2 separate regions of the Homo sapiens genome follow, and region 1 is linked to region 2. Evidence: read pairs that join two places in POLR2A ChIA-PET (ENCODE). Cell type or tissue: CD4-positive, alpha-beta T cell. All regions are shown on one strand. Each heading gives the region's core, and the rest is flanking DNA. Links, peaks and the distances in the headings are about the cores only. Region 1 overlaps LONP2 (lon peptidase 2, peroxisomal). Region 2 overlaps SIAH1 (siah E3 ubiquitin protein ligase 1).

Region 1 (4,394 bases), core at 123-4,122, 60 kb before region 2:
TTCTAAAAGACTCACCCTGAATACATTCAACTTAGGAGTTAGTCAACAGCTTGAGGGGGATTTAAGTGCAGATTTTTGAGATCCTTCTTTTTGGTTTCTTCCTTTATTGGGATTTTGCCAATGAAGTCCCAGTTGCTTTGACAACCTCTAATTTTCAGAATTACTTTTGACTAAATGTTTTATGATTCTAAACATACCATCTACTCTGTCAATTCTGAATTATGGTGATACTCAATTCTACCTCAAATCCCAAAGAAAAGAGGGGGAAAAAACAACAAAACTAAGAAGAAACATTGCTTTTGTTTTGTAGCTTTAGGCTTCTACCTATATAATTGACTATTATAAAATCTCATTTGAGTAGGATCTTTAGTAGCCACCTACTTTGACTGTGATTTGATTTATAAATCCCTTCACAACATTCCTCAGTAAACACCATGCTTTGCCTGTTTGACTTGGTTAACAGACATGTCTTTATAAACTTGGCTATCCATTTTCCAGTCTGTAGGAAAAGAGAAGCTGTAAGTTGGAGAAAAGGCTAGTGGTTGGGTGGTGAGTCATAAGCAATAAGATTTGATGTCAGTGATGACAGGCCTGTCCTCTTATGATAGATTCCTTGAGCCCCCTGCTGACCACAAAGCTTTGGCTGGCTAGACCACAAGTCTGTCTCCCTCAATGACAATTTTTGTAGCTCAATATGGATCCTATTTTGTGTGAGTTGCATTTGGAGATTTGTTGTTTATCTGCTGTATTTGCCTTAGGTGGGACAGTGAAATCAACCTAATGTAGTGGAAGGAAGTAGGTATTACATCCTTAATTCCTTGATATACATCCTTTTATTATGTGGTACTCCCGGGATGTGGTTTTTCAGATTTGGAGAAGAATAGTTAAAAAAAAAAAATGCAGAAAGGATCAAAAGCACTTGATTCTCTCGCAGGGACAGCTTCCTGTTTTGGTTGAGGAAGGAGCTGCACTTAAAATAACTAGCATAAAGCATGCTTAGGGCTTGCTTTCCAGACAACCTCAATTTAAAATGCATCAAAAGCCAGGTGTGGTGGCTAACATCTGTAATCCCAGCACTTTGGGAGGCTGAAGAGGGCAGATCACTTGAGGTCAGGAGTTTGAGACCAGCCTGGCCAACATGGTGAAACCCCATCTCTTCTAAAAATACAAAAATTAGCTGGGCGTGGTGGCACACACCTGTAGTCCCAGCTACTTGGGAGGCTGAGATGGGAGGATCATTTGAACCTGGGAGGCGGGGATTGCAGTGAGCCGAGATCACACCACAGCACTCTAGCCTGGGCAACAGAGCAAGACTCTGCCTCAAAAAAAGAAAGAAAATAAAATTCATCAAAATAAAATATTTGAATTTTACAGCACTAGTTCTTTTCATTCATTGACTTTCATTCTCCCACTTTACCACACCTTTAACTATTGGCAAGAATGTGGTGAGTGGGAGAAAGGTATCCTGCCACGTAAGCAAGTATACCTAGAGCCAAGGGGTCAGAGTGTCACAGAGGAGAGCCACATGCTGATGGGCTTGTGTTCGTTCCCACTCACTGACTATGCAAGCGCCTCTTCTCTTAGCCTTTCTCAGGATGCAGTTCTCCAGGAGGAATCAGCCTTCTGTTGGGCTGCTTTCAGAGCTCTTTGTTGTGGCTTCCTGCCATTGACTTTGCAAGCCCTAAGCATGCTTTATGCTAGTTATTTTAAGTGCAGCTCCTTCCTCAACCAAAACAGGAAGCTGGCTCTGCAAGAGAATCAAGTGCTTTTGATCCTTTCAGCTTTTTTTTTTTTTGACTATTCTTCTCCAAATCTGAAACATATCCATTCTCGTCTACGGCCATGAGTGCATTTATGTTAACAGAAAATGCTAAATTTAATGTTTAGAAAGTAACCTCTGTGGCCAGACATGGTGACTAATGCCTGTAATCCTGGCACTTTGGGAGGCCGAGGCAGGCAGATCACTTGAGGCCAGGAGTTCGAGACCAGCCTGGCCAACACAGTGAAACCCTGTCTCTACTAAAAATAGAAAAAATTAGTTGGGCATGGTGGTGGGTGCCTGTAATCTCAGCTACTTGGGAGGGTGAGGCAGGAGAATCACTTGAGCCCAAGAGGTGGAGGTCGCAGTGAGCCAAAAATCAAGCCACTGCACTCTAGCCTGGATGACAGAGCAAGACTCTCTCAAAAAAAATAAAAAGTAACCTCTGTGCTTTGTGTAACTTTTTGCTAAATTCCTGTCTTTGTCTTCTTGGAACAGTCTTCTACTTGTTACAGGATCTTCCTATCTTTTGGATTTTATATTAGTTTTAATATAAAATTAATATAGTTTTATATTATATAGCCCACTGACATGGCTGTTAGCTGACCTCAGTTCCTTGCTGACTTGGCCAGAGCCTTCAGTTTCTTATCTCTGGTAAGAGGTAATGTGTCTCTCCCTAGGGCAAGGCTGTGACAGCTGGCTTCTCCCAGAGGGAATGATGTGTGAGAGAAGCAGGGAGAGTAAGAATCAAGACAAAACTGCAGTCTTTTATACCCATCACTATTGCCATATTCTCTTGGTCACACAGCCCAACCCTGGTATGATATGGGAGGCACTAACTCCATGGGGATGGGATATCTGGGCACCATCTTGAAGGCTAGCTGACACAGATTATTTTTTGTGCGTGTGCCTGTAAGAATTTTTTGGCCAGGCGTGGTGGCTCACGCCTTTAATCCCAGCACTTTGGGAGGGCGAGGTGGGTGGGTCACGAGGTCAGGAGTTCAAGACCAGCCTGGCCAAGATGGTGAAACCCCATCTCTACTGAAATACAAAAATTAGCCAGGCATGGTGGCAGGGGCCTGTAATCTCAACTACTCGGGAGGCTGAGGCAGGAGAATCGCTTGAACTTGGGGGGCGGAGGTTGCAGTGAGCCGAGATCACGCCACTGCACTCTAGCCTGGGCAGCAGAGTAAGACTCTGTCTCAAAAAAAAAAAAAAAAAAAAGAATTTTTCTAAGCCCGCATTGAAGTTTATACTGTAGAATATCCATCAAACTTGAGCTGATTTCTTATCAAAGACCCAGGTTGCACAGATAGGGGTTAGAAGTTTGGATTCGGTTTTGCATTTTCAGTATTTAAAGTCTTGTTTCATCTTGTTCATTCTTACCTTTCCTTTGATTGTATTAGTAGCTCAGGACAAATAAGAATTTATAATTTTCCAAGGAACTAAGGTTGCTGTTGAGGAATATGGGTTTCAGAGACAAGAGTTTAGGCACTGGCTCATTGGTACTAAGCTTCAGGGGTTTGTAGTGTTGTTAGAGCTAATTGGATTTTACAAATAAGCCAAGATTATTAAAAAAAAAAAATAGATCTAGAGAGTAACACTTTCTGTGCTAAATCCATTGCATTTGATGGGATACTAGGCAGTATGCTATGTCCAAACTTCTAAAATCAGGCGGTGGTCTAACGTTGAGGTGAAAATATCATGTTGGTATATACTGCCAATATCATGAAGATATACTAAATATTATTTTCTGAGTCTGACATTTACACTGATTTACTGATTTATCCCTCATCAATATTGGCCTGGTTTAAGAGAGACTTGTTTGCCTGTACAGACCGGGAGGAAGCTTCAATGAAGGCAAAAATCTAACTATAATAGGAGCCAAACATTTGTTATTTGAATTCCAATTGGGGACAGGAAAATAAAATATTATCAAATAATTATAAAGTCATCATTCTGTTAAATGAATCATATAGGAAAATGCATTGACCTTAAAACAGAGTCTGGCTCTGTTACCCGGACTGGAGTGGAGTGGCCTGGTTTCAACTTGCTGCAACCTCCACCTCACGGGCTTAAGCTGTCCTCCCACCTCAGTCCCTAGAGTAGCTGGGACCACAGGTTTTGCCATGTTGCTCAGGCTGTTCTCAAACTCCTGAGCTCAAGAAATCCACCTGTCTCAGCCTCCTGAAGTGCTGGGATTACAGGCGTGAGCCACCGCGCCCGGCCTGCAGTGACCTTTGGTTGTCATTGTTATACATTATCAAAACAAACTCAAGTTACAAGAGTATTAAAGCAATACTTAATGGTTTTAAAAAAAATATTACAAAAGGTCTCTGCATTTTAACTACTCATCTAAATAATTGTCTAGGAATATTTTCTGAATCTCTAATACAGGAAATGAGATTTATTAATACATAAAACCCACTGAAAACAGGGGTGCAAACTTTCTTGTCTGGTACTAAAGATGGATTCCTATGTTTTGGGCCCTTGTTTATACCAGTTTATTCAATCAGTGAGTCAGCTAGCATTTACTGAATAGTCATATGCGTTGCTTAATGATGGGGATAATGTTCTGAGAAGTGCATCCCTGGGAAATTTTGTCATTGTGGAAACATCATAGAGTGTACTTACA
Region 2 (4,394 bases), core at 136-4,135:
AAGGGCAAAATTTAATGTGAAATACAAAGGAAGGAAACCAGGAAGAAGTTTTTAACAGGGAGAGGATTACTTCATTTTGTCAAATAAATTATTGAAGTAATCTTTCCAAGGTAGAGTCTTTGCAGAGAAGCTAGTATACACTTATATTTACTGTATCAACCATCACTAGACCAAGGTGGTCGATGTGACACTAATAAATAACTATACCAAGTACGCTGAAATATTTTCTACAAAATTCAAGACTGGCATTAAACTCCTTAAGAAAATATTTCTCACTGGCAAGATCTGTTTTATAAATATAATTAGTTCTCCAAAGGTTTTTCTCTTTCTAGTTTATTCCATGTGCCCGGACTCCCTGTTCAAAACAAAAACGAATAAGCAAAAAAAACCAAAAACAAAACAAAACAAAAAAAACAAGTCAGTTCAAACATGACTGGGCAACCACAAACCTAATGGAAGGTTTCTGCCAGCTTTATTCTGGTCATATCTTGTCTGTAACATTAAACCTAAAGTTCTGGAAGACTTTTTTTTTTTTTTTTTTTGAGACAGAGTCTTGTTCTGTTGCCCAGGCTGGGTGCAGTGGCACCATCTCGGCTCACTGCAACCTACACCTCCCGGGTTAAGTGATTCTCCTGCCTCAGCCTCCGAGTAGCTGGAATTACAGGGGGATGACACCATGCCCAGCTAATTTTTTTATTTTTAGTAGAGACAAGGACAGGGCTTCACCATGTTGGCCAGGCTAGTCTTGAACTCCTGACCTCAAGTGATCCACCAGCCTCGGCCTCCCCAAAGTGCTGGGATTACAGGCGTGAGCCGCCACGCTGAGCCTCCTGAAGATTTAAGGAAAAAAAAAATCGTTCTAGAAATACTGGTCAGAAAGTATTTGAGATGGTCAGGGAAAAGAATAAGACTTAAAAAACAAAAGAAGGGCCAGGTGTGGCAGCTCACACCTGTAATCCCAACAATCTGGGAGGCCGAGGCGGCAGGATTGCTAAAGCCTTTGAGTTTGAGACCAGCCTGGACAACATAGTGAGATCTCGTCTCTAATAAAAATAAAAATTATAATAAAATAAAATAAGAAGTACTGGGACACATGGCTATTCAGCTGGTAACTTTGTCATGGATAAGCAAATAATACTCCTTAATCACACAAAAAAACATAATGTTGAGTGAAAGAAGCCAAACAGAAATGAAAGAGTACAGGCCGGGCGCAGTGGCTCACGCCTGTAATCCTAGCACTTTGGGAGGCCAAGGCAGGCAGATCACCTGAGGTTGGGAGTTCAAGACCAGCCTGACCAACATGGAGAAACCCCATCTCTACTAAAAACACAAAAAATTAGCCAAGTGTGGTGGTGCATGCCTGTAATCCCAGCTACTCGAGAGGCTGAGGCAGGAGAATCGCTTGAACCCGGGAGGTGGAGGTTGCCGTGAGCCAAGACTGTGCCATTGCACTCCAGCCTGGGCAACAAGAGTGAAACTTTGTCACAAAACAACAACAACAACAACAAAAGAATGAAAGAGTACAAACTCTACTGTTCCATTCATATAAGGCACAAAATTAGGCAAAATAAATCTATGGTGTAAAAAGTCAAGAGGTGGTTTCCTGTGAAGGGGGCGGCTCCTTGTTTCTTCGATCTGGGAGGTGGTTACAATAGCGTTCCTTTTGTGAAAATGTCAAGCTGTACACATGATTTGAGCACTTTTTCCATATGTATTTAGGCTAAATGTCAACAAAATAGTTTACATTTAGAAAATAAAAGTCCTAATATTGCTCTAGGTATTCTCCTAGAATCTCCTTGAACAACAGCCAGATGCTAATATCAGCTAACACTTCACAGCATCTCTCCTCTCTTTCCCTCTGCACAGTTCTTCAACCTGTCTCTCTCTACTACCCATTTGCTCCAGCAACACTCCTCAGGTCCTAGAGCAGTCCAAATTCATCCCTACTTCATGGGGCCTTTATCTGGCTGCATCTTCCATCTAAGATGTACTCCTTCCCCCTTCAAAGGGCGAGCTCCTTATCCTTGGACACCAGGTCTCCCTTCCACCCCACTGGTCTCTTCAGCACTTTGACTCCTTTACAGTACACTTCACAATTTGTAATTCTGTTTCTTTCTTTCCTCACTAGAAGGTAAGTGGTAATATTTAGAGAAGTAACTTACTCAACAACTAATCTTTTTACAACACTTGCTGTGTTAGGCAATGTGCTTTTAGATGCAAAGTAGGCAGTGTCTCTGCTCTCATGGAACTTAAAGTCACAAACACAACTAATAAGTGATAGAGCCAAGAGACACATCCAGATCTGACTCTTAAGGGCTTGTCCTCTTAGCCACTTAATTATACTGACACTCTAGCATTAGGACATGGGGGCTGGGGGGGCGAGGGGAAGGCAGGGAACAGCAATATACTTAATAACTGTTCATGTACTAATAGAACTAAGGCTTAGAGAGGTTCAGTAATCTACCCAAAGTAGCACAAATAGACATTTCAGAGGCTAAATACAATCATGACCAAAGGCACAGAGATGCTAAAGCAGTGTTCAAGGAACAAAAGAACCCAGTTGGCCTAGGTAGGGCAAAGGGGAAACACAGGCAATAAGGCTAGAGAAGTTTGTAAGAAACACTATGCCTTGGTAAAAACAAAACACAACGAAAAGGCTAGAAGAGTTTAATAAGGACAGTGTGGAGTCAGTCGCTCAATAACTTTTTACTGAGCACCACCTATGTTCCAGAAAGAGTCCTAAACTCTTGAGACACAAGGATGACCAAGTCGTCATAGAGATTACAGTCTATCTGGGGAGGCATACAACTAAAGAAAAATTATAATTCAGGAGGATATGTTACAGTGGGACCGAGCAGAGTGCTATGGGAACACAGAGATGACATCCAATTCAATGTGCAGAGTTCACAAAGAGCTTCTCAGCTAGTGATGTCCAGGCTGAGATAAGAGAGCTTAATAGGATGAGAGGGGCTTGCAAGTAAAGTCCAAAATGGCAGGGGAGTAACAAGAGAGGCCAGCTCAGGAGAGGCTATGTACTTACGAACCATATCAAGAACTTAGAACTTTACACTGAAAGCCTTTTAAGTCAGGTTCACCTATTAGAAAGCTCACTTAAACTGCAGTAGGAAAACTGACTGTAAGGCTGGAGACCAAAAGGAGATCTCTTAAAGGTAGAAGGAAATGAATGTAAATGTGAAGAAGAGAGGCAATGCCAGCTTTGAGATAGAGAACAGAAAAAATATCTGCAAAAGACGTATCTAAAAAAGAACTGTTATCCAAAATATGCAAACCTGGCCGAACACGGTGGCTCACGCCTGTAATCCCAGCACTTTGGGAGGCTGAGGCAGGCAGATCACTTGAGGCCAGGAGTTCACCAGGCTGGCCAACATGGCGAAACCCCGTCTCTACTAAATATACAAAAATTAGCCGAGCACGGTGGGCTCGTTCCTCTAATCTCAGCTACTCAGGAGCTACTCAGCAGGCTGAGCACGAGAACAACTGCTTGAGCCTGGGAGGCGGAGGTTGCAGTTAGCTGAGTTGGCGCCACCGCACTCCAGTCTGGACAAGAGTAAGACTCTGTCTCCAAAAAAACAAACAAAAAAAAAACAAAAACTCACCAATAACAAAACAACCCAACCTAAAAAAAAGAGTCAAAAAGACCTTAACTAACTCCCCACCAAAGAGATATACAGATAACAACTAGCATATGAAATGATGCTCCACATCACATGTCATCACGGAAATGCAAATTTAAAACAGTAAGATACCACTACAGGCCAGGCGCAGTGGCCCACGCCTGTAATCCCACCACTTTGGGAGGCCGAGGTGGGCGAATCACTTGAGGTCAGGAGTTCGAGACTGACCTGGCCAGCATGGCAAAACCCCGTCTCTACTAAAAGTAAAAAGAAAAATTAGCCGGGCGTGGTGGTGTATGCCTCTAATCCCAGCTACTCAGGAGGCTGAGGCAGGAGAAATCACTTGAACCTGGGATGTGGAGGTTGCAATGAGCCGAGATCACGCCATTGCACTCCAGCCTGGGCGACAGAGTGAGACTCCGTCTCAAAAAAAAAAAAAAAAAGAACGGCTAAAATCCAGAACAGTGGTAGCTCCAAATCCGGCCGAGGATACAGAGCAACAGGAACGCTCATTCATTGCTTGTAGGAATGCAAAATGGTACAGCCAATCTGGAAGACAGTTTGGCAATTTCTTACAAAACTAAAGATACTCTTCACTTTGGGAGGCTAAGACAGGCAGATCACCTGAGGTCAGGAGATCAAGACCAGCCTGGCCGACATGTTGAAACCCTGCCTCTACTAAAAATCCAAAAATTAGCTGGGCGTCATGGCAGGCGCCTGTAATCCCAGCTACTCAGGAGACTGAGGCACGAGAATCAC

What was found. Peaks named below come from ENCODE experiments on the same cell type or tissue, not always from the same donor. Only the 100,000 strongest peaks of a DNase experiment are listed, where the experiment ranks them.
Region 1: POLR2A ChIA-PET joins it to region 2 with 5 read pairs; 11 of 35 experiments call an interaction of 5 or more read pairs at or near these places.

The regions. Positions count from the first base shown.
Region 1 is chr16:48,317,197-48,321,590 of GRCh38, forward strand. All of the region lies in intron 11 of LONP2 (lon peptidase 2, peroxisomal), which reads left to right. Among named protein-coding and RNA genes, the nearest start is that of SIAH1, 66 kb to the right of the region's middle. RefSeq lists an enhancer at 2,005-2,627. In CD4-positive, alpha-beta T cell, for the core only: no CTCF peak of the experiment used is centred there; DNase peaks (open chromatin) are centred at 595 and 1,685; H3K4me3 peaks cover 723 bases; H3K27ac peaks cover 917 bases.
Region 2 is chr16:48,376,868-48,381,261 of GRCh38, forward strand. All of the region lies in intron 1 of SIAH1 (siah E3 ubiquitin protein ligase 1), which reads right to left. Among named protein-coding and RNA genes, the nearest start is that of SIAH1, 6.3 kb to the right of the region's middle. RefSeq lists an enhancer at 935-1,436. In CD4-positive, alpha-beta T cell, for the core only: no CTCF peak of the experiment used is centred there; no DNase peak of the experiment used is centred there.